Linked DNA regions of Mus musculus: regions 2, 3, 4 and 5 are each linked to region 1. The links are chromatin loops, found by intact Hi-C in ENCODE. Cell type or tissue: heart. All regions are shown on one strand.

Region 1 (5,000 bases):
GCAGAGCAAAGTCTCAGAGATGTGGCCAGCAGAAGGACTGGTGGGAGATAAAACAGAGAATCTGGGCACGTGGGAAAGGCAGCTTAGGGGTCATGGAGGGAAGCCTTCATCTACTTCTGTATGAGAAGAAAAACTGTTGAATTTCAATGAGTTTGTACTCATGTATTGTACGTGTGCTTATGCATGTATCACTCACTGTGCCTGTGGGGGGTCAAAGGACAATTTGTGGGTGCCTGTCCTCTCCTTCCACCTGTTCTGGGGATGGACTCAGAATGCCTGGTTTGGTGGCAAATACAGCTACCAGACTGAGCTCCAGAATACCATCACCAATTAGAGCTGTTAGGATTACTCTGAGCTGTCAGTGTATTCCCTGTGTGTGTCTCTGTCCCTCTGTCTCTCTGTCTCTGTTTCTCTCTGTCTCTGTCTCTCTCTCTCTTCTTTATTTTTCTTTCTTCCTTCTCCCTAACACCCCCCCCCAATTGCCCATGATCCTCCTTTTCTCCTCCACGCCTTCTTTTAGCAGACATTTGACTCTGTTGGAGGCGCCCAAACCCCAGGTTACTCTCCAGCTCCGAGGGAAGGTTAGCCAGAGCAGCTCAGCTTTCCAGTAAGACTTAACCTAATTCCCCAGACAGAAAAGGGCTTAGTGAGAACAAGATGAGCATCAAAGCAGAGATCATCAGGAATATTTTCTCGTTATTTAATAAACAAATGCCGAGACGTTTTAAGACAAACACCAGCTGCCCCGCACTGCTGTGAATGTTGCAGAGAACACAGGGATGTGGGACTGCTTCGTCTTGTGCTATCTGGAGCCTGAGTTTATGAGGGGCTGTGTGTTTATCTCGGGATTGGGAATATAACCAACTCCTGATTACCTTACCAGGGCTAATGGATAGTCATAAATATTCCAAGCAGCTGAAAAAAAATCGAAGAATAATTTTTGCAGACACATTTTTAAGGTAAGTTATTGTCCCGATTAAACAAATATTATGTATGTGGGTGACAGTGGTTGTATGAGTTCACAAATCATATAGAATTGTATGAATGAGAGATGGGACGAAAAAAGCGTTTGAGAGAAGAATGTGGGAAGTGGTGGGGAGAGGAGGAATGTGCAGAAGCGCCTGCCAAGCATGCGTAGTGTGGGCCAGCAATAGTCAGAGCCCCTGGGTAAAGTACAGATTAAGTCAGCTCTTAGTCCCAAATGCTAGAGGGCTGAAATTCTACTCTGCTCAGAAGGAAATCACTCAGATTCCTCTAAAAACTGTCACTGACAGGGTTGATGCTGTACAACAAGACTAGAAGGCTTACCGAACTTGCTCTAAGAAAGCTTGTCTGGTTAGTAACCCCCCAGGCTGCTCTCCTACAGCCGGGAAGCCACTATCCATGCTTTGCTTCTATGAGTGTGGCTGTATGTGGAAGTATTTTTAACAATTTGCCAGCGGTGGCTCTTTTGTGCTTCTCAAATTCTAATATGAAACCAATCACCTGGGAGAAGGATGCAAATGCAGATTACGGCCCAGTGGGTCAACAGCAGGCCCTGACTTTCTGCATTTCTTAAGGGCTCCAATAATTTTTCACCTAGCAGTAAGCTCAGAAGTATCGATTTAAAAACCGGAATGGCAGACTTTATACTAAAATTTTAATTTTTAAAGGACGGTCTTGTGTAGCCTCGGCTTAGCCCAATTTTCTCCGTAGCTGGGGATGACCTTGAACGTCTGAGGATGACCTGGAACGTCTGAGGATGACCTGGAACGTCGTCTGGTCCTCACAGGTGCAGAGATGACAGGTGCGCAACAACAGACCTACTCCATCTTGCAGTGCTAGGAATCGAACACAGGGCTTCCTCCTCTCCTTATGCAAGCGGTCTATCACCTGAGCCACGTCCTCCAGATCTATGCTTCTTGACTAACTGTGAGCATGAGTGTATTTACGGCCTGGAAGTCTCTGAAATTCATAAGAACAGAAGAGTTGAGTTTAAGTGTTCTGGGTAAATTCACCTGATTTTGGGGGGAAAAATCAGTTCGATTAGAGGTCCTAGTACCTGGAACTCAAGTGGATGCTGATCTTTTTTAAAAGTAGATCTTCTAGCTTGGACCCCCTGATTTGGGAGAATGGAAGGTCTGTTTAGCACAATATTTAAGCTGTGTCAGGGTTGGAGCCTGGAGCTTGTTAGAGCTTGTTAGCTTTGATCGCCATCTGGTGGCAAAAGACAATAGAACTGTTTCTTTAAATAAAAAGAAAAAAAGAACAAAAAAATTGTGTGTGTGTGTGGGGGGGGGGTGCATACATATAAGTGGGTGGGTGTTTGTGTCTATGTGTGCCTTTACAGACACCGGGACAAGACACTGGGTGTCTTCTATTGTTCCCTGCCTTCCTGCTTTAAGAGAGGGTCCCACTGACCTGGAAGCTTACCATTCAGTTAGTCTGGCTGACCAGCCACCTCTCTGGATCATCCTATCTCTATCCCACTATGATGGAGTTGTTGTGTGCATGTGGGCATTCTCGGATCTTTACGTGGTTGCTGGGTATTAGAATTCAGCTCCTCCAATGTTCATGCTTGCAGAGCAATTACTCTGGCCTACTGAGCCTCTCTCTCTCTCTCTCTCTCTCTCTCTCTCTGTATGTCTTTTTTCCCAATGAAAAAACAAAGTATAGCTCTCACTTATGCTTGATGATACTGTGTTATTCTAAGTAAGAATTATTAATGCTAAAGGTATTCCTTCATATAATGTGTAGGTTGGGATTTAAGATAAACTTGGCTACCACTTTCTTTCTTTCCTAACTGTGTGTTGCCCAAAAACTCTGACTTAACTCACTACTATCCATCATCACTGTTGGTGTTGCTAGTGGCACTGAATATTGAGAATCCAGGATTTTGCACAGGCTAGGAAGCACTCTAACCTGGGCTACATCTTCAGCCCTTAGTTTCTGAGTTAGTTTCAGAGTTAGGGTCTTGTTACGTAGACCAGGCTATTTCAGACCTTGCTGTATAGCCTAGGATCATCTCAAATTCATTTCAACCCTTCCTAAATTGCAGCTGTTTACCACTATACTACCACACCTGGCTTGTGTCTTCTCTTCTTTGTCATGCGACCATGGGTAGATTGCTTAATCTTGGAAGACCACGAATTCTAAGTATGTAAGAAAATCATTAGCTACTTCAGTAGGTTGTTGTGAAATGGTGGGTGCCATGTGTATTAGTATTCTTTAGACAAATAAAACCCATAGAAAATTTGAATCAGCTTATGCAAGCTGATCAAAATAGTCCCAACTTACTACCTCACACTATAGAAGCTGAGAACCCACTAGTCTCATAGCTGATGAGGTGGGGTTTCTCGGCAGTCCCAGGCTGGTACCACAGGCCTGGAGGATTCCCAGAGACCTGCTGGTTCTTGGTCCACATCAGATGTGGGTTCTAATATCAGCAAAGGAATCAAAGCAGCAGTTGGTAAATTAACTCAGCAGCTCGAGGGAATGCCACAGCAGCAAAGGAGGAATGGTCTTCTTTTGGGAGGTGCCACCAATCATTTGGGGTGGCATGTCCCACATCCATAAAGCACTGAAGACATTTCCTAACTGATACTCCCATAGGCCAACCTGATAAAGACAATTCCTCAACTGGGAGCTCAACAGCAAGAGAGGGAAATGTGGCAGCAATGTTCTTAGTTATACTGTGAAAATAAGAACTCTAAGAAGCACCCATGACATGTTGTTAGTTTCAAGCTAAAAATAACAAAGATGAGGCCCAGAGGGGAAAGTTGCCCAGTAACAAATCCAAGGTCTGATCTAGACAACAAGTTTTATAACTTGGCTGTGAATTTTTCAAATGATAACTGTCTTCACTCTACTTATTAACCCAATAAACCAAAGGAAAAAAACCATTACTAGTCAGTTTTCACTACATCAGATGCAGTAACAAGCATCCCTGGGCTCTCAGGATTGTTTGTTGTTCCCATTACTTTGCCTTTGTAGGTTTTCTGAGCTGTGGATACTCCCATCAGCCATTGGCACTGCTGCAGGAAGTGCTGGATGCTGGTGGGTGGAGTAGTGAAAAAAAGTGAGCAGTTTTGACTTTGATTGCTTCTTTGTTGTCTAGGAAGCTGAGGTAAAGAGAAGATGCTGGAAATGTGAGAGACAAGCTAGCAAAGTGGCCTCTGCATCAGCTCCTGCCTCCAAGTCCCTGCCACATCTGAGTTCCCGTCCTCACTTCCTCTGGTGATGAAATGTGATATGGAAACGTAAGTGAAGAAACCCTTCACTCCCCCAAGTCACTTCGTTCACGGTGTTTCACACCATGTTAGAGCAATAGCAACTCTAAGATCATCGGACTCCAGGAGTCTCTCCTACATATGCAAAGATTCTTTTTAAAAGAATCACAGATTAGAACGAAAACCTGTTTTCTTCAGTAGAGCTTCAGCCCAGCTTGCATTAACCAAAACTGACCCAAAATTCTGTGGCCAAAATAAATGACTCTGCACTGAATTTGCGGCTGTTAGCCTGTAGAAATCAATTATTACACAGGAGTATCCTTTCAAAATTTATAATGCTTGTTTCTTTTCATTTAATTTTTCCCTAAGATGGAGCACTGTAAGATATGTGGATAACCGATGAGTCCTGTCAACAACTCCATACCCAAGCTTGCACAAGCACATCTCCATTTCCAACCTAAACCAATCTGGGTGATGAGGACAGAAGACTTTGAATATGGGTACAGTCTAAGTCCGTGAGGGAAAGAGGAGGAAGGCATTCATTTTTATCAAGAGTCTAGGCTTATCTTTTTCTGTCACATAGGAAAGCAAGATGAGATGAAAAGAAGCAGAAAACAGAGAGAGCACGAACAGGGAAAGGAGGGGGAGGAGAGAAAGGAGACAGGGAAGCTGGTGGTAAGAAGGAGCAGTGGAGGGGGGGGGGGGGAGTTGGAAAATGAGTCCCTGTCATCAAGGGAAGGACAGAGTCCCATTAGGAAATCCAGGAGGCTGTAATGCGGAGACTGGTGTTTC
Region 2 (5,000 bases), 180 kb before region 1:
GGTGATCTTCATGTTAGCTAGGGGAGTAGTTTCACTTTGGCAGGTGTGGGGCTAGGTTCTATCTTCTGCCTTGGAGTTCCTAACCCTTATGTGTCTGAACAATGTCCAAGCATACTCTCTTAGACCTTATTTAACAATGAATTGAAAGACCTGTTCAGCAGGATCCCGTTCCCTTCATCCTCAGCCTCCTGGGGAGATGCAGCCCCACTTTTAGCAGCCACCCCCAAACTCACCTCACTGTAAGATTTCTGATAAGTTCATTTTCCAGAGTCCTCACCACAAGGCTACCACTGCCCTTCTTTCCACTCTGGGGTATGTTTTCTCAAACTGCATGAAGTGCAAACACAGGCACTCAAGGAGTTTTAGATGCATATAATCATTGGCTTGACCATGAACTCTTGGCTCGAAGCTTTGGCTTCCTCCAAAAGAAACTTGTTAAAAGTAAGAATATGCAATATTCATGGACGTAACTAATGTTCCCTTCCTCTACACCTTTAGATGTTAGTATATACTTTCCACAAAACTCTACTTAATTTCCTGATGTACTTGATCCAGTATTATTCAAGCTACAGACTTCAGGACACTCAAAGGTTGTGAAAACAGTTAAGTGGGCCATAAGCAATATTTTTAAAAATTGAGTCAAATGACCTAAGAATATAAAGTTCTAGTTCAGCAAGGGTGAGACACTGAAAACACACACAGTACTTTGCTTTTCAAATTTTTATTTTAAATTATGTACATGGTGTGTGTATGCATGTGTGCATGTGTGTGCATGTGTGTGTGTATGTGTGTGTGTGTATGCATGTGTGCATGTGTGTGTATGTGTGTGTGCATGTGTGTGTGCATGTGTGTGTGAATGTGTGTACATGTGTGCGTGCATGTGTGCGTGCATGTGTGTGTGTGCATGTGGAGACCAGAAGCAGGTATTTATTGACCTCTCTCAGATTTATAACTAACTCTTAGGGTGTAGTAGCAAACTGCATAGGGTCTTCCATTATGATAGGAATCCTGCTGGAGTGGCTGAAGTTTGCAGAAGGGCACAGCATAAGCCTTAGTCAGGAAGTGTTCCTACACATACTGAGGTGGAAATGGAAACTCAACGCTTCTTGTTGAGGAAATAACATCTTGTCACTAAAGGGGCAGCTCAGAAAACTGATGTAGAAAGTCTGCACTTAGGATTATAGACATGACAACCTGCAGCTCCAAAAATGATCCAGTGAGAGATGGCTGGGAAGCTCAGGGTCAGGTAATAAGATGTGACTCTATTCTTGAATATGGTGTCCCAACCATGCACACAAATTGGGTTCTGCATCAGGGGAGGTCAAGACACAGTAGAAGTATCTTAGTGACTGGAACATTTAGAGCCAGCCAGACAACCGGATAGAGACTTGGTACTTAATCTCAGTCTTTCACCTTAGTACTTATCATTGCTGATGCATTACTTATGGAATATAACAATACTCTCGCTCTGTCTCTCTCTCTCTCTCTCATACCCCTTTATTCATGCATCAACACCAGTTGGAGTCACCCTAAAATCACTTTACTGAAGAAAGGATAGCGTCTGGTTTATGAGTTATCTTACTAGGATCTATCTATCTATCTATCTATCTATCTATCTATCTATCTATCTAGTATTCTTTTCTTCCTGACCAAGGTAGGTCCTCTTTCATGTAAGTTCCCTGACTGCAGGGGTACCTGCTGTATTACTTACTGCTAACACTCTGGTACCCAGAAATTGCCTGACATTAAACAGGCATTCAATACATAGATTTTGAATTACATGAATGAACAGTCAAACAGAAAAAACAGCCATTATAAGCTCATGTACTGGCTGAGCTAGAGGCATCTGAGAGAAAAGTGCCCTAGTTGAGGAGATGCCTCCATGAGATCCTGCTGTTAGCATCTTCTCAATTAGTGATCAATGAGAGAGGGCCCAGATCTTGGTGGGTGGTGCCATGCCCGTACTAGTAGTCCTAGGCTTTATAAGGGAGCAGGCTGAGCAAGCCGTGGGAAGTGGGCCAGTAAGCAGCATCCCTCCACGCCCACTGGATCCGCTTCTGCCTCTAGGTCCCAGCCCCACTTGAGTTTCCTATCCTGACTTCCTTCAGCGATGGACTATGATCTGGAAGTATAAACTGAATAAACCCTTTCCTCCCTCATTTGCTCTTTGGTCACGGTGTTTCATCACAGCAATAGAAACCCTAAGATAGCTCACAAACAAGACGCTATCCTTTCCTCCATAAAGTGATTTTATGGTGACTCCAGCTGGTGGCGATGCATAAAGAAAGGGACGAAGGTAGCCAGTGACATAGACTTTAACTAGTTTTCAGCTGTTCTAATCCATTATTTTCATTGTTGCAGCGCTTTCTAAACATGACAACCTTTAGCATGTTGTTTTTTTTTTTTTTTTTTCCTTAAGAAGAAATAAAACAAAACTATGAGTTCTTAGTTTATAAGCTTGTGAGCTTTTCTTTTGGATGCAAAGCTAAAATGTAGATTTGTAAAGTGCAGCCCTACTGGCTGGGACTAGTTAAGCAAGGGAGAAACAGCTCCAGGGCAATCTAATGGAACTTCTCTATCAGTCCTGATTCAACTCAGGCTATGCTAATGCACCCTGCTCTTCCTGCTCTGGAAGTCTGTGGGCTATCGCCACCTGCTGGATGACTTGCAAACTACCGCCACCTGCTGGAGGACACCCTCTGGAGCTGTGGGTGGCCCTATGCCAAGTCCTGGAGTCTCCTGGTCCCCTGCTGGCTTCTGCAGTCTTTTGATGATCCAGTGATCAAAACTTTGATGGACGAAGCAGTACACTGTGTCAAATGGAGACATAGATTGTAAAAATATGGTCTGTGCTGGAGTTGAAGCTCGGTGGTGGCTGACATTAATCCACACTTAGGGCAGGTGGTGGGAATGAGAAGCAGGCATAACCAAGCACTTGGGCCCATAAACCTGCTGTCTCCATTTCTCAAAGAACTGGGAAACAGAAATCAGAACAGGAAAGTGGATTTGCTTACAGTTTGGCAAGCCTGAGCCCAGGAGGGTAGTGATCTAACTTCCTCCCCATCCCACCTGTGGTCATTTTATACTTCACAGAAAGCCACGAGAGGAAGGCCAGAACTTGTATAAATTTAGATTTTGAGAGATGTCAGTGGGTGTTCTCCTGGGGAAAGGGCACCTGAGCCCCAGAACACAGCCTCTCTTCTTTGATGCAGCGTCAATTTTCTATTCTATTTTGAGACAAAGAAAATGTCTGACAGACCCCTCCCCAGCCCCTCTCTTTAGTTTCTCCTAAGTTCCCACAGAATTCTGGGCCTTATTATAGTCTCTCATAACTGTTTTTCGTAGTCTGTTTCCCAACTCCCGTCCCTTCCTGCTGGTCCTCTCACCTCTGTTTTCACGACACATGTTGCATTATTTGATAAAACTCCCCTAACGGAGGCAACTTAACAAAGGAAGAATCTTTTGCTCATATTTTGATGGAACGTCATGGTAGAGAGGTGACGTTGGCTGGAACTTGAAGCAACTTGCCATACTGCATCCACAAACAAAAAGGAGGGAGCAAGGAAACACTGGTTCCTGGCTTGATTTCTTTCTCTTTCAAATTATTGATTGGTTGATCGGTTGGTTGATATTTTACACATGAGTGCTTTGCCTGCATGTATGTAAGTGCGGTACATGCATGCCTGATGCTGGAAGGGAGCAGAAGAGGATGCCGGAGTTCCTGGACCTAGAGTAACGGCAGCTGTAGGTACTGGGAATCAAACCTGGGTCCTCTAGAAAAGCAGCCAGTGCTCTCAACCACTACCCCTGCGTTCTCTTTTTGATTGGGTCTGGGATCCCAGACTGTGGGGAATTATTGTGATGGTTTGTACATACTTGGCTCAAGGAGTGGTACTGTTGGGAGGTTTGGCCTTGTTGGAGTAGGTGTGGCTTTGTGGGTGTGGGCTTTAAGGCCTTTGTTCTAGCTGCCTGGGAGTCAGTATTCTGCTAGCAGCCTTCAGATGAAGATGTAGAACTCTCAGCTCCTCCTGTACCATGCCTGCCTGGATGTTGCCATGTTTCTATCTTGATGATAATGGGCTGAACCTCTGAATCTGTAAGCCAGCCCCAATTAAATGTTGTCCTTTATAAGACTTGCCTTGGTCATGGTGTCTGTTCACAGCAGCAAAACCCTAACTAAGACAATTATCTTCCATATTTGGGGTGGATCTTCCCATCTCAATTGCCTAATCTAGAAAATCTTTCACAGGTTTACCTCTTTGATGATTCTGGATCTTGTCAAGTAAGCAATATATTGATCAGCACACATATATTCATTTGTCCTCTCCCTCCTCCTTAAAAATCTCTTTTTATCTCTTCATGGTCTACTTTCTAGTTTTAAACACATACCTCTCACATATAGAACCTCACGTAAATGAATTAAGAAATAGGATCTCTTCTTGTGTCATAGGTTTGGTGGATTCGTTAGTGAGTACACAACTGAAGATCCCTTCCACATTCATGATTGTTGACACAGCGAATTTTGTGCAGGAACAGTAGAGGTAACCTCAGCTACTGTGCATTTGTGATTTCAATGGCTGTGTCATACACACAGATGACATTTAATAGTCCTTCTCCCTCCCCCCTAGTTCTTACATTCATCCCCACCTATGATGCTTTCAGAGCCTTACAGGAGGCGACCTAAATGTCCTTTAGGGCTGAACACTCACTCACTCACCAGCCACTTGCCCTCAGCACCTTGAGCAGTTGTGTGTCTTTGTGCTGACGCCATTTGCCTCAAAGAGAAGTTTCTTAAAGTGGAGAGTATTACTTGTATGTGGGTTTAAACAGCAATTTAGAAGCTGGTTTGATGCTATGTCAATTTAACTAAACAACAGTATAGAACTAGGGAGACCTGGTGTCTATGAATGTTTTTGACTGCATTATAGTACAATATGTGGGTTCTGTCCTCCTGAGTAGGTCTGGAATTCAAGCATAAAATGGTTCGTTAGCCCCATAAT
Region 3 (5,000 bases), 150 kb before region 1:
GTGGCTTTAGGGGTGAGGCCCCACTGCAACTCCAACAACTCAGTTTGAAGAGGAGACACTCAGCCTTGAAGGTTGCAGGATGGGTGCTCTGCTTAGCCGAACACACATCCCCAGGACTTGCAAGCCCTGGTCGATATCTTCCTGGGAATAGCATTAGCCTTGGGAGATTGCTACTGGGAGAGTGGGGGTACTTATTCAGGTCTCAAAAATAGAACAAAACACTCCAAACAACAATAACAAATTCACAAAAAGACTTCAGTGAGGTTTGTGGATTTTGCGGGGCAGGGAGGGTGTTTTGTCATTGTTTTGCTTTTGTTTTGTTTGCTTTGCCATTCTTTGTGCACAATTACATGAAACTATAAAATTTTACTTCCCCTGGGAGTCAGAAATGCAATAAAATATTTCATATCCACAAAGAATCTTTGCATCTCTTTCCCCACTCCCCCCCCCCATTAACAATAGGATCAAGAAATGGAGAACAAATGACTAGAACTTCAAAGACCACATCAGCACATCATTTACCAAAAGAAAATCCCCAAGGGTGCTCTACCCACCCATCCATCTGTTCCTTAAGCTAGTGTCCTCTCCCACATCCATCCAAGGTCAAGGGCAGCCTGGGTTGTTCCATAATCATCTTTCTTTGTTTTTCACTCTATGACTTAGAGGACACTGGGGACAGATGGACGTGTGGAACACAGCCTCTTCATGTTAAGGGCCGGGAAAGAGCAATGAACATGCACTAAGTGCCAGAGTGCACACAAACAAGACAACCTACGTGTTTTGAAGGACAGTGAGTCCCTAGCTCCAGGTCTCTATATTTTGGCCAATTTGAGATGACAGAAGAGAACACATTTAGCAAGAATGAACGGAGGCCTGACCTTGGAATAGAATTGCTAGCATGTCTTCTGGAAAGAAAGATTTTCATTCTCAGTCTGTTTAGGCGGCTTCTCCATTCCAAAGACTAAGGAAACAATTACTATTCCACCGTAGCTGTTGTGTGGTGGGCAAGTAGAGATACAGGGAGCGGTTTTAGAGGTGAGGCCCCACTGCAACTCCAACAACTCAATTTGAAGACGGGATACTCAACCTTGAAGGTTACAGGATGGGTGCTCTGTTTAGCAGAGCACACATCCCCAGGACTTGCAAGCCCTGGTGGATATCTTCCTGGGAATAGCATTAGCCTTGGGAGGCAGCTATGGGGAGAGTGGGGGCTACTTATTTCCATCCTAACAACAAAACTAGGGCTTTGTGCAAGCCAACGGAAAAACAAGCTACTCTGTGTAAGCTCCCTGTTGGAGCCCCTCTCTCAGATAAACAGGCCTGCAGCAGCTGCAGGGTTCCTGAGAAATTCATGTGCAGAACTGCAAAGACATCGACCTTTCAAACAAAAAGTGCTTACAGTCTCTCTTCTAAGTCCTCACTACTATGCTTCTAGGTTTATGTAAATGTGACCCTACTTCCAAAGTACAAAGGCTTTGAAGCTGGGTTGGGCTGGGCTGGGCTGGACTTGACAAGCTTGCCTGAACCCTTCAGCTTTTGACATCATGTGACAGCTTGCTGAACCCCGGACCAGAGACATGACTTGACTTTGAAGACAAGCCTGAGTTTATTTGTTCAATATTGGTCCTAAGCTCCCTCCAGATCCCCAGAGGCACCATGAGAACTTACAGTCAACTAGACCCCCAAAGTTACGTGTCAGCACTCCAACATCTGTTCTGAGAAGTGCTGGCCATCACCCAGGGGAGTGTTACTTGAATGTCCCTTTTGTTTTGTTACAGGCTCCTAATGAGCACCCTAAGTTGGCTTTGAATTAACACAGCTCCTCCTGCTCCAGCCTTCCAAGTGAAGAGATTACAGGTGTTTATCACACTCAGTGGAGAGTCCTCGATTTGGCAGACAATTACTAACTGTGAAGAGTGTGGTGTGGTGGGGGGTGTGGGGTGGGGTGGGGTCTTAACTTTTTCCCCACAGAGTTCCAAGACGAACTGACGATGAGACAAGAGGCAGGGAGAGACTGCACATCTCATTTGCTGTGTGATCTGCCCCATGATTGTGCACAAAAACCCGACCAGAAACTCCCCAAGGACGATGCAAAAATAAACCTTCCCCGACTGCTTAGAAACAGAAATAGCCCGCGTCCCAGTGGAGAGTAGAACCTTCAAAAGGTCTGGGAAAACTGCAGGAAGAAGCCCGGAGAGAGCCCCATTCCAAGCTGTTCTCTGTTGGGCACTAAGAAGCACCAGGCAAGGGAGGCTCTGCGAGGCAACCACAGCTGCCCAGCTGCGCATGCTCTTCAGGACAGGAACAGCACTCACCCAGGGTTCGGACGGTGTTGCTGGGCCAGCTGCGCGGACTGAAGCCGTGAGCATTCATGGCTTTCACAGCAAACTGGTAGTTGGTATCTGGATCAAGGCCTTTGATAACCATGGAGTCCATCTGCAGGCGCTCTTGGATTATGGTCCAGCTCTTGTCAAAATCTGGTCTTTAATGATTAAAAATAAGAAAAGCAACGGTTTAGAAATACCGTAGGGAAAAGAGGTTCGCTGGCCATGGGAGCTAACACCATTTTCACTCTGAGAGCTATGCTCATAAAAGTGAGTTAACATTTCCTATCTGAAAGTGGTCCTGCTTTCAAACCATAACGTCATCACCTGGAAGCATCTGCCAGTAAAAGCAAGTAGATCATCTTTAGGGCCAATTCTAAGCACTGCTTAGAGAGTGTCTACTTCTGCCTGCTTGGCCTTCACCAGGACATAAAGACCCCACGTGGGAGCATTTATCTGCAAGAACTGTATTTTCCAGATGTTCGCTGAACAAGGCTCTCCCATCCCTAGAGATCAGGAAAGCAGAGATCCCATCACTTTGCCATCTATTCCTGAGTAAACAAATACAGATTTTATAGGGTGACAGACAGCATGGATTGCCATGGGAACACTCAAGATGACTACACTCACAGACCTTCTTAGTAACAACAAATTATGTCTGTGTCAAGACATGCTACCTTTTCACATGTCCCTCTGAGGGCCTTTCAGAGAAGGCAGGTCTTCATTTAGACTTTTAATCAATGAAGTGGCATTCACAAAGCCAGTACAGTCTCTGGAATTGGAGGAGCCAAGTTCAAATCTGAGTTCTGCTACTTAGTAGCATCTGATCCTTCTGTTTTATATATATTTTTATTTTATGTCTTTAAGTCTCAGTTTCCCCATATGTAATATGTGAATGATGCAGGGACCAAGATAAGGGAACTGCCATGAAGATTACATGAAGCACACATGCTTAGCCTCCACTCTAGTACCACACTATAAATATGTGCTGGCCACTACTCAGGGGACTCATTTACTTCTGGAGTTAATAACTCATATGCTTGCTTACTGCATACACATTCCCAGACTGTACTGCTAACCCATGCAGCTACTCAGCCCTTGAGATATAGCCAGCATGAACTAAGATGTACTATAAGTATAAAATGCACACAAGCTTTTAAAGTAAAAAAAGAAAGAAAAGAAATCTATCTCTTCTGTAAATATAAAACTGATTTTATCTTCATATTGAATTCATGTTGAAATGATAATATTTTGGATATAGCAATATCCAAATTGTTAATAATAAATTTAACAATTATAAATATAAATAATTTATTTATTTTATATTTATAATATACTATATGTAATTTATAAATATAATTATAAATACAAGTAATCAAAATAAAATAGCTTTTTAGAACTCATTTACATGGGCTGGAGAGTTGGTTTGGTGGTTCAGAGCACTAATGCTTGCAGAAGACCTGGGTTTGAGTCCCAGCATCCATGTCGTGGCTCATCACCACTTGTATTCCAATCCCAGGGGATGTCAGACACACACATGGTGCACACACATACACGCAGGCAAAAACACCTACATACACACAAAATAATTCCATCTTTACAATTTTAAAACTTATTTTGTCTCTTTTTACCTTCATAACACCACAATTAAAACATAAACTCATACAGGGCTGTCCAGCATCTCTTTAGGACAGACACTGTAGCCCCCTCTGGATGCTCTAGCTAGCGGAGAGGAAGAACATGGCAGGTAGTAAGAAAAGGGATGAGAAAGGGAGGAATAGTAGTGCACAGCAGGGGGCCTAACTGGTTGGGGGGTGCGGGTGGTGGTGGTGGTGGTGGTGGTGGTGTGTGTGTGTGTGTGTGTGTGTGTGTGTGTGTGTGTATTGATGGCTGCTAATTGCCAGCATTTGCCAAATGTTTCAAAGTGTTAAGCACTGTTCTGGTACCCTAACTCATTTACCTCTAACACCTATTCTTTGTAGTAGGCATTAACCTTAAAAGGCTCAATCTTTTGTTTTCGATTTTAATATAAACAAGAAACTAAATCACTGAAAGGGCAAGAAATTTGACCAAGGTCACAACTGAGAACTGCTGAGGCCAACTTGGGTTGATGGGCTGAGGTTAAATTAAAACAAAACAAAAACACTTGACACTGGATTGAAAGCTAGCTATGGTGGGCAGAAGGCGACTATTAGACCTTCAGCTGGTTCCCTCCCTGCACCCTCCATCTGGTGTGAAATGTCCCCTACTCCCAGGTATTTAAAGAGTATCAGGAAACAAAATGTTGGTGTTTGTCTTTTGTGAAGAGCATATCAGGAAAAGAAATAAGAGGAGAAGCCTGGATGGACTTCATTTCTTACATGTGTGCTTGCCTCGTTCTTCACGAGCAGGACTTACTAAAAGTCCAGGAAATGGAGACAGAGACTTCCTCTGGGTTACCATACCAAGTGTGAGTGAGCTGTGAGTGCTGACAGTGTCTGGTCTGGGGGAAGAGAAAAGTCACAGGGCCTGCCCACTGGAGGAAGCAGGGTTCAGTTCTTCCCTTCCCTGTCTTGTCCTAAACGTGGAATTCTCTAAAATGACTTTATCATCAAAGGGAAGAGCTGAGTGAGTGGTGGAAGCTCACTTGCAAATTCACATTAGCACAGAATCACTTCACAGAGGAGAGCCACTGGA
Region 4 (5,000 bases), 600 kb before region 1:
AGTCTCCAACTTGTAGTAATCCTCCTGCCTCTGCCTCTCCAGTTACAGGTGTGCACCAGCATGTTTGGTTTGAAATAAGGCATGTTTTTGTTTGTATTTTGGTTATGTAGCTAAAGACAGCTTTAAACTTGTGATCTCCTAAGTAAACCGTTTGAATGGTAGGATTACAAGTGTGTGCCACCCAAGCTGAAAAAAAAAAAAAAAAAAAAGCCCACTCTGCCATCTCTCTGCTAAGACACATTGACGATTTTTAAAACAGGAAATGAACAAATGTTCTTACATGAATCACTTCTCCATATTGGAGTTTAACCTGACACAAAAGTGTGTAGTTGTTTCCATGGGAGTGAACCTTCCAAGTCATGTTGGCTTTTGTAGCACCTATAATTTTAAGGGTGACGTCCTGCGGAGCCTTTGGATGAACTGTCAATAAAAGAACAAGAAACAAAAAAAAAAAAAAAGAACTCAAGCAGATCCAAACACAGAGCTTAGTAAATAGGCAATTCATTTCACCACTTATTCATTCACCAGTGCTTTTTGCTTATGTTTAGAAAAATGCAGACAATACTGGGCTTGCTGACCATATGTACTGTGTCAAGTATATAATCTCTTTCATTCACTAATTGCCCTTATATATTAATACTAAGTACATTAATCACTGAAATAAAACACAAAATGTAACTACACACAGGCACTTAAAATTAAATACCATCAGTCAGGTTGTGGAGGAGAGTCAAACTTTAAAGAAGGCTGCCAATAGAGAAAGGTTATAATGCAACCAAAGTCTAACTAAAATAATATTCACAATATCAAGGAATACCTCCAAGCAACCCAGTATACAAAACATTTGATAATAATCTTACCAATTTTCAAGGGAAAAGATCATTAACAAACACCTGCCTCCAAATGACCCACGTGCTAGAACTGCCCCAGGAGAGTTTAAAATAAGTCCATGAGCGAAAGCCACACAGGTGAAATGAATAGAAGGACAGTAGTTCTCAGCGAAGAAACTGAAGCTAATAAAAGGGAAAAAGAACGTGGGGAGGCTAACGTAGAGGTGGGTTACATAAGGCAAGGGATGGTGAGGCTTGGCTGAGATGGGGCAGGGACATTCAGACACTAAGGATGTTTGAAAACCCATAGAGAAAACAAGTATTTTAGAAGCATCGCATGTATAACTTTTCATTTAAAAGAGTTATCCTACACCGGGGACTATGCTCATCCCAGGTACGGTACATTGGCAAATAAAGGAACCCAGCACATTCCCTTAAATTGTTGATCAGAGGCATTCCAGAGACTCTTAAAATAGTGCAAGTTATTCCCAGTGCTCTTGGCTGCCCCCTCGAACTTGACGGTAAGACCTTACTGCTGAAGCTACAGCACACATTAGTCACAGGACATGGAGAAATCAAGTCAATAGTGACCAGAAGGTTTCCTGCCACTGGGTATCTTTCTGGAAGAAGTTATACAGACTGCTGTGGGAGGGTAGGAAGGCCGTCAACAATGTCACCAACTGTGAACCCAGTGAACTGTAATAATGACCAGTGTGGTAAGATGCTTTTAGATGCAATAGCGGTATGAATGCTGTAGGGGTAACCAGCACCTTTATGCTGGGATTAATGGCCCATCACAGAGTAGGAAACACATGCATGGTACCATAAGTCTGGCCAAGACAGGTGAGATGAACATAGCATCAAACTACACTCTAAATGTCTACCTCTCTGTGCAAAGAATGGTGTGCGGAACAAAAGGTAAACTAAATAATAATGGCAGAAAGGAGGAGAAAAAAAAAAAAGAACCGGTTTAACATTTTAGAACAGGAAAGTACAGTGTGGGAAATGAGACCCTGGCTAGGAGTCAGCTGGGAAATGTGGAGAATGGCTATGGGCCATCACATGGGAAACTCCTGCCTAGGAAATGGAGAACAGGACATGGCCTTGTTTATATGGAACTTAACATAGATTTTTAAAAGATGTTTCAAACACCCTTGTCACCTTGTGATATCCAAGTTGACCATTCACAGAGCTCTTCTAAGCATGAAAACAAACAGCAGACTTCTTATATCATGCCAAATGCCAGAACCATATGAGCTGAAAGCCAAAAGAATACCCCAGAGAGAAAAATGATAGGTTGGCCTGATTAACCCAGAAATGAGGAGGAGGTAGGGAATGACTAAGTGTCTCTCTAAGCAGCCTCTGTCATTTTGGTTCTCTACATCAGGGTGATGGACAGCATCCCTGCCTTTAAATGGAGCCTCCTGTAACAGGATGCCTTGCAAGCCATTCAGCAAGACATGGTCCAACCCTCACATTCTCACCCTCAGAACCTTTAGACTCTGCTAGCCTAATGCAGTCTTCGCTGTTCAGAACCTCCAAGTGTGCTTGAGTACAGAGTATGATAGCAGAAAACTGCCACCAGGTTTATATAAGTCTCAGAATTGGAGCATGGGCATTGACCTCCACCTCCTGTCCCAGCCCTTTCTTCCTTGCTTCATTCCAGGGTTTCACTATATTACAAAGGATAGGGTAAAACTCATGCTCATCTATCTCAGCTTCCCAAGTGCTTGGGCCTTGCTAACACTGGGAGTTCCTTGCTTGCTGATAAGTACCATTCTCAGACCAGGCTTCAGATAACCAAAGCTTTACATGCGCCGCCATGGCAGGAACCACCAGTTCTTACTTGGTTAAATACAAATTCTGCGAGTGAAATGGAGCAGGGTTAACAGAGCTTAGTTATTCAGTGAAATTGTGCATTTAAGATGGGGACCATTTACCCCTTGAACAGATGTCTCACTTATCAGAAGGGTCAAATTACCCATCCATGATGTTTAAACTCTTCCCGATATTTAATTGTGGAGAATTAAAAACCTATTGGCAAGGTTTACTGACAGCCTTGTCAAACCAAAACCAAATGAGTGTTGTGGCTGTCATCTGACCAGTAGATGGCAACCTTTTGACTAAAATTGAGCATGGATAGTCCAATCTGCTCTTATGCCAAACTACATACTGTGATGACAGTCACAATGTCTGTCCCTGTCATTCCCCCACCCCCACCCCCTACATACGGGATAGCGGTGGGAAGTGGGGCTAAGGCTTGAACCAAGCCTGGTGGGGTGTTTGTTATAGAGAAGAGTAATTAGTCACACCCTCACCATGGGAAAACTAACAACCAGTAGAGGAATGAACGAATAAATAACATGACCCAGCACATCATAAAGGAGAAAATGGTTGTGTTTCCAGTATAGGGAGAGATATTTAAACTTGTAACCATCAAGAAATACCATCTTAGGCTCAATTAAAAAATAAACAGCGATTCTACAACCTTCGGGAGACTAAGTAAGCTCACAGAGTGAGCATGTAACTGGGAAAACTACTTCAGAACACATTTGAGAGGTAAGCACTCAGGAATACTATGTCTTTGCCAATTCCATTTTAGGCACATACTGAGAAAATATGGACATGTCTACAGGCACATGTAAAATCCTAAATTAATTAAAACTCTACCCCAAGCAAAACATGATACAACTTGAAAGCCACTGAAAGAGATGAATGAACAAATAGTGTATGTTCACAGGAAGTGCTACATAGTAGTACAAAGAAGAGATTACAGCAATGTTTCCAGGGTAAACACATCATGCCAATATTATATAATATTATATAAAAAGTAATTCCTAGATTGCTATAGACGCCTTGTTATACAATAGGGCCCAAACTTCCCAGATCCTTAAAAGAACAGGGAATGAGAATACACATCCATATTCCTACATACAACTGAAAGCAATAGACAGTCTAGGTAGAAGAGTAGAGAGAGAGGTTCTGGGAGAGGCCATGCAATAAGTATATGCCTCGATACTAGTTTTCAAGTTTGTTAGCGAGCTCACTGATACTTGAGGTCTGATCAATGTTGGTACTCTGTCTGGACTCTACCCCTACAGTTACCTGGCAACAACCAGGTATGCTCCTCCCCACAGTTACCTGGCAAGATCCAGGTAGACCTGGCCCACTATAAAAGGGGCTGCTTGCCCCCTCCTCACTCTCTTACTCTCTTGTTCTCTTATTCTCTTGCCTCCTGCTCCCTTGCTCCCTCTCTCCCCATTCCCTTCCTCCCTTCTCTCCACATGGTCATGGTCAGCCTCTACTTCTCTACTCTCTCCTTCTCTCTGCCATTCTCTGCCTATACTACTCTCTTAACTCTCCTCCCCAAGCCCAAAATAAACTCTGTTTTATACTATACCATCCTGTAGCCGGCCCTCGGGGCATGGGGAAGGATGCCTTGGTATGGGCCCACCAAGACATCTCCTTCCCCCACACCTCACCACAACCATAGAACATATTCTTATATCTTTATCTTTTTACTATCACAACAATCAAAACAAGTGCTTTGGAACGCACACATCCATGAGGGTAAGGGTGAACAAATAGAAGAACAAAGATTAGCTTCACTCGGGTTGTAAACTAGGCCAGTATCTGCAGCAAATTTACTGGGTCGAATTGTATATAATGGCATACTAGTGTCCATCATGGGCTGCGACATTGCTGTCTCACCTCTATGGGTCAGGTTAAAATTAATGTTGACACTTCTTTTCCTTAGTTGGTTTTCAGCTGTGAGAGTAAAGTTATACATTTCCTGTGAGCCTTCAGTGATTTGCCAGGTATAGGAGTTCCTGTAGTTAGAAACCTCACATCTCTTAGAGAACCTTAAAAAGTGGAGGGAAAAAAACAAGACAGGAAAGACAGGATTTAAACACTTCCATCAAAGCAGATGTATCCTAATTCCTTGGGACATTAAAACCATAAATCCATTGATCTGTCACCAATGGATACCAATTATGAAAATGTTTCACTAAATTTCTATATATGAAATTTCCCTGTGGGTGCTATTAACATCAATTGATCTAGTTGAATATTCTTAAAAATTTATAAAAATTGGAGAATGTTAGTTATATCAGCAGATAAGACTATTTTAATATAAAGATACTCAATCTATTACTCTTATGTAATTGT
Region 5 (5,000 bases), 310 kb before region 1:
AATCCTAAGAGTTTAAATGTTTTTGAATATGCAGTGAAGGCTTATACCTATTATTAAATTGAAGGCAGGGGAGTTTTTTTTTTTTTTTTTTTTGTGTGTGTGTTCCAGAAAATTTGCTTCTCATTAGGATAAAGTCTGTGTTTCTGTGGTTGATCACCACTGGCTTCTACTTTAATGTGAATAAATTGCTTTTACACCTTCATTGTTAGAGAAAGTATTTGTCCTTGGCATCTCTTAAGAGTGATTTTGGAAGCAGAATAAATTGTAGAGGTTAGGCCTCGCTAATGCTAGCATTTGAGCACAATGCATTATGTAGCCTTATGTGATCCTATGTGGAGGCTCTTCCTCTTCTTCGTCTTCTCGCTTCTCCCCTTCCAATCCCCTCCTCTTCCTCCTCCTTCTATAAGCTGTGAGGAACCTTTAAAAATCTAATTAAAATCCAATCCACTCTTAGCATTTAGAATATGGTCTTTGTTTTCTTTGGGACCTAACATTGTGGTGTCAATACAAAAGTGTTGTTAACACTGGTCCATATTTGTTCTTCATAAATAGGTGTTTATCAGTCTTCTGTTAATATTCCAGGCAATTTTCGGGAAACTGAGATCCAGCTTATACGGGACAAACAGACTGGCTGTCATGAGTTTCCATCTGAATTGTGGAGATGGATTAAAAACGTGAGAGAGCAGTGAAGAAAGATGGTATCCGGTTAAGGACCAGGGAAACGAACCTACCCTGCCCTGGCAGAGGGGCGTGGCTGAGAGGGGCGTGGCTGAGGTAGAGAGGGGCGTGGCTGAGGTGGATAGGGTCGCCCTGAAGACTGCTGCCTGTGGCCCGAGAAGCCTCCCTAGGGTAGATTGGTAGGAGCTGAGCAGTGTATGATTCTGGAGAAAGGGGAAGTGTAGCTCAGGTAGAGGGCACTGCACGAATCAACATCCAGGCGGCGCCATAGGGCCACCACGGTGCTATGCTACTACTGGGGAGAGGGGCAGGCTGCGGGCATGTGCTTGGATTGGGGTGCTGCGCATGGAGAAGAGGGTGGAAGAATTCCTCCATGCTGGCTCCAGGAGTTCAGGGACAGGGCTTGCTGTTTCCTGTGGCACGCACAGCCAAGGCTGCACCTCCGTCCTGCATTATTTGTTGAGTAGATGAGCAAATAAAGAAAAACCTTAAGAAATAATCTTGCCTGATTTTTGGTCAGAATTCTTCGGAGTCTGTTATCTGAGTTCTCCACCTAGGCTCTAGGCCTTACCATGTGTGTTACAGTTAACACACTCTCAGATTGTTGCCTTAAATCTCATCCTTCTGCCATGAAATTCAAGTCGGAAGTATTAAAAACAAAACAAAACACAACACAGCCCCTTTTAGTAAGTCATAGTGATTTCCAAGAGATAGCCCAAATTTTCACTTTTGATTTCAATGGAGCAGCCATTTACATGGGAGTGAATAATTCAGATGCTTTTTTTTTTTTAAATTTTTTTTTTCTTAATGTGATGTTTTGGTTCTTCGGGCTTGCGACTGACCAATGAGCTGTGCCAAGCTCAGGTATGTTGTTCTCACAGAAGAAATGTGTGTGTGCCTGCTCTATTTTGGGAAATAGCAGGAACTTGTGGTATTTCCTCTTCCCAACTCCTAATCTGTTTGTTATTCTAAATATATGTTCCTTTATATTAATTGAAAGTTTGGGAAAGGAGTTTCATGCCAAGCAATTGTTAGAGCTGTGCGATAAGAGTCTTGTCTCTGGTGATTGACTGTTGGGCCCCTGTTCTGTATTAGGAGTTCCGTGATCTTGCAGAATGTGAGCTTGATCTCTCTCTCTCTCTCTCTCTCTCTCTCTCTCTCTGTCTCCCTCTTCTCTCTCTTTCTTTCTTTCTCTCCCTCTCTCTCTCTCTGTCTGTCTCCCTCCTCTCTCTCTCTCTTTCTTTCTTTCTTTCTTTCTTTCCCTTCCTTCTGTCTGTCTGTCCGTCTGTCTCCCTCCGTCTCTCTCTTTCTAATTTCCTATTCTGACTGTTGATACCTGATGGTAGTAACTTGTTTCCACGTAAGATAATTGTATCCCCCAGCTCGGCGTGACACAGGCAGTGCAGACACTGAGAAAACAATGGGTTCTTCCACACCTCCTTTGTGAGCAGAGTAGTCTTGGTCCTTTTCAGTCTCACTTCCCGCAAGTAGCTGAAGCCAGCGAGGCATTGTAGGGAGTTTCGATGTTTAGAAATGCAAGCACTCTCAAGCAGGTCCTTTGCAGTCCCTGTACAGGTTGCAGAAAGGCAGGAATTCCAGTTGTCATACATTGTCTTGAGTAATGCTGCATGTGTTCCTTCTAGACACTTGCACTGCCCCTGCTGACGCAGGCTGAAGGTGGTGCTCGCAAGCCTTGCCCACTCAGTGTTGGGAGGTGAGGAGGAATTTTTGGCGTATGTTTTTGGTTTCTAATGTACTTTTGCACGGTGGGAAGTTTTTGGCTCTCCTTCATTCTTTTGGCTTCTAAGGCTGAATAAGTTGGAATTAGCATTCATGTCTAGAATCGAGCATAATCTTGTTATGTGGTGGTATCTTGAAGGGCCACTAGGGGGCAATATTTCTTTCTGAAGGTCCGTGTGTGTCTGGGTTAAGCCTTCATCCCCGAAGCACACACTTCTGTAAGAAGTTCTTAGATCCAAGGACAGTTGACACGGTGGTAGCAGGAACATCTGGTGGAAAATAACAAGTGCTGACAGAAGTACTTCCCTGCTTCTAACATTAGAAAACGCTAACGGGGCAGATGGGTTGTAATTGTCCTGTGGACAGAACCTTGTGAGTTGGCTGAGCCCTGGTGGTGGTAGGATGAAGGTGAGACCGTGGCCCACACTTACATGCTGTAACCTCTGGGGCTGTTTGAGGGCCACTGTGGACATTAGGGCGTGATGACAAGATGCCAGCTGTTTGCACGCAGCAGGCCTGGAGGCCCCAGTGTACTTAAATATAATAAGAAATAAATCTTTTTAAAAAATTGAGGATTCAAACAACCTAGCCACAGCGTGGAGCTTGAGAGTCAGAGGGCCCTTTCGGATCCCCAAGTCAGCTTCTGGAGGCCCTTCTTCGGGCCTTTAGAGCATAAAAGTGAGTAAGGCGTGAACATTTGAGAAACTTCTCCAAAGAAACAGTTAAAGCGGGAATGTAAGTTATCTGACTGGAACTTTACCCCATGCTTACTCCTTGAAGGTACCATGATCAGCAGTTTTACTGTGGTAAAAACAACAAACAAACAAACAAACAAAAACAGTTTTAGGGGAGAGCGTGTGCAAGATACAGAGGGAGATGAAAATGTAAGCTCTTAGGAAAACATAAAATTGAGGATTCAGGGGCTGGTGAGATGGCTCAGCAGGTAAGAGCACCCGACTGCTCTTCCAAAGGTCCTGAGTTCAAATCCCAGCAACCACATGGTGGCTCACAACCATCCGTAATGAGATCTGACTCCCTCTTCTGCTGTGTCTGAAGACAGCTACAGTGTACTTACATATAATAAGAAATAAATCTTTAAAAAAAATTGAGGATTCAAACAACCTAGCCACAGCGTGGAGCTTGAGAGTCAGAGGGCCCTTTCGGATCCCCAAGTCAGCTTCTGGAGTTTAATATGTAAAGAAACTGAGACCCAGGGATGCCACGATTTGCCTGGGGACAGTCACTGAGGACTGACCAGCATCCTGACCCTTCTTGGACTGACTGTTACCTGAAAGAGTCTGAGTTCTGTCTAGAGGAGCATCTCCCTGAGGGGTTCGCCACTGTGGGCTTCCGTGTGTCATCTTACCACTGGCACTGAGTTCCGCCCACAGCAGGTGCCCCATATTTTGTTAAGTAAATACATACCTAAAAGAATTCCAATTGTCCGATGGGCACATTATCTGTGAGAGTGTGTTTATATAATATGGATGAATATATAATTTCTCATTTAAAAAAAATAGAGAGTGCTACTTTTGAAACCCAAACTCCTAGCTCTAGCACTGGCCAAATTTGGCAGGTGTGGCTGCATCTGGTCCCTTACTGACCAGGCATTGAATTTTCCAGGAGTCACCTTGTAAACTCCCTAATTCCTGGTATCCTTAACCTTTTATCTTTGATGCTTGAAACAGTATTTACTTTTGAGATCAAACAGTGCCTTGAATTGCCTTTCTTCCACATGTGTCTTATCAGTCAAGTGATTTCACAATTTCAGAACTTTATGGGCTCGTTGGAATTTGGATATTTGAAATCAAATCTCACAAAGCCCCCACAGGCTCTGGAAATTGTCGCTTCGAGATGCCTGGCGGATGTTTGAATTGTGGTAACTTTCCAGGAGGGCAATTTTGCATTACTCATCAAAAGCCTCAAAAATGTGCCACGTATCAGAACCAGGAAGGGAGATCAGGGGGAAAAGCTGTCTGCAGATGCTGAAGGCTGCTCCACTACCATGCACATATCAAAACCACCCCTGCAATTTGACAAAGCTATCCTTGTAACTTCTTTGGCCGGGGGGGGGGGGGGGTGTCTAGACAGGGTTTCTCTGTGTAGCCCTGGCTGTCCTAGAACTCACTTTGTAGTCCAGGCTGGCCTCGAACTCAGAAATCCGCCTGCCTCTGCCTCCTGAGTGCTGGGATTAAAGGCGTGTGCCACCACACCCGGCTCCTTGTAACTTCTTAAAACACCTGTTCCCCAGTGGAAACAGCTTCCGTGCTCAGTAATAGGAATTGGTTATGGTTTTCATGAGTAATGAAGGGACAGTGCTGCAGGGGATGCCCACTGGTGGAGCTGCACCAAATTTACCATTTGTCAAGCCAGATGACCAAGAGGCCTATGTAGGGTCATTCATCTAGGTGTTGTCTTTGCAGCGAGCGTGCACATGCATACATGTGATCAGCTCTGTGACACTGTGTAGGATGACCCCAAGATTACTGTCTAGACGCTAGCTGAGATGAATTCTGTGTGCAACATCAATAGCTCTGTTGCTTTTAGCAGCCACCCCCCCAGCCCCCCCAGAATTCCCAATA

The links. Hi-C counts contacts between places; a loop is a spot of excess contacts. Peaks named below come from ENCODE experiments on the same cell type or tissue, not always from the same donor. Only the 100,000 strongest peaks of a DNase experiment are listed, where the experiment ranks them.
Region 2: it touches region 1 in a loop (12-fold over the local background); 4 of 42 quality-filtered maps call a loop at or near these places.
Region 3: a loop joins it to region 1, with 2.4 times the contacts of the local background. A loop is called at or near these places in 2 of 42 quality-filtered maps.
Region 4: it touches region 1 in a loop (4-fold over the local background); 5 of 42 quality-filtered maps call a loop at or near these places.
Region 5: it touches region 1 in a loop (5-fold over the local background); 11 of 42 quality-filtered maps call a loop at or near these places.

Annotation. Positions count from the first base shown.
Region 1 is chr15:7,441,755-7,446,754 of GRCm38, forward strand. It overlaps Gm41263 (a long non-coding RNA gene), which reads left to right and starts at 547. Exons shown (of 4, transcript XR_875019.1): 1 at 547-959; 2 at 1,696-1,786; 3 at 4,097-4,238; 4 at 4,578-5,000. Gm41262 (a long non-coding RNA gene) reads right to left here. Exons shown (of 3, transcript XR_001781710.1): 3 at 1,658-1,944. In heart, a CTCF peak has its summit at 2,191 (motif pointing left); no DNase peak of the experiment used is centred here.
Region 2 is chr15:7,261,371-7,266,370 of GRCm38, forward strand. The region is part of intron 6 of Egflam (EGF-like, fibronectin type III and laminin G domains); the gene reads right to left. Among named protein-coding and RNA genes, the nearest start is that of Lifr, 130 kb to the left of the region's middle. In heart, a CTCF peak has its summit at 2,677 (motif pointing left); a DNase peak (open chromatin) is centred at 2,691.
Region 3 is chr15:7,287,469-7,292,468 of GRCm38, forward strand. It overlaps Egflam (EGF-like, fibronectin type III and laminin G domains), which reads right to left. Exons shown (of 22, transcript NM_178748.6): 6 at 2,316-2,482. Among named protein-coding and RNA genes, the nearest start is that of Egflam, 110 kb to the right of the region's middle. In heart, no CTCF peak of the experiment used is centred here; a DNase peak (open chromatin) is centred at 2,163; H3K4me3 peaks cover 448 bases.
Region 4 is chr15:6,837,412-6,842,411 of GRCm38, forward strand. Osmr (oncostatin M receptor) reads right to left here. Exons shown (of 18, transcript NM_011019.3): 7 at 4,542-4,693; 8 at 281-420. Among named protein-coding and RNA genes, the nearest start is that of Osmr, 34 kb to the right of the region's middle. In heart, a CTCF peak has its summit at 2,928 (motif pointing right); no DNase peak of the experiment used is centred here.
Region 5 is chr15:7,132,033-7,137,032 of GRCm38, forward strand. The region is part of intron 1 of Lifr (LIF receptor alpha); the gene reads left to right. Among named protein-coding and RNA genes, the nearest start is that of Lifr, 5.0 kb to the left of the region's middle. In heart, CTCF peaks have their summits at 936 and 2,569 (motif pointing right); DNase peaks (open chromatin) are centred at 929 and 2,719; H3K27ac peaks cover 233 bases.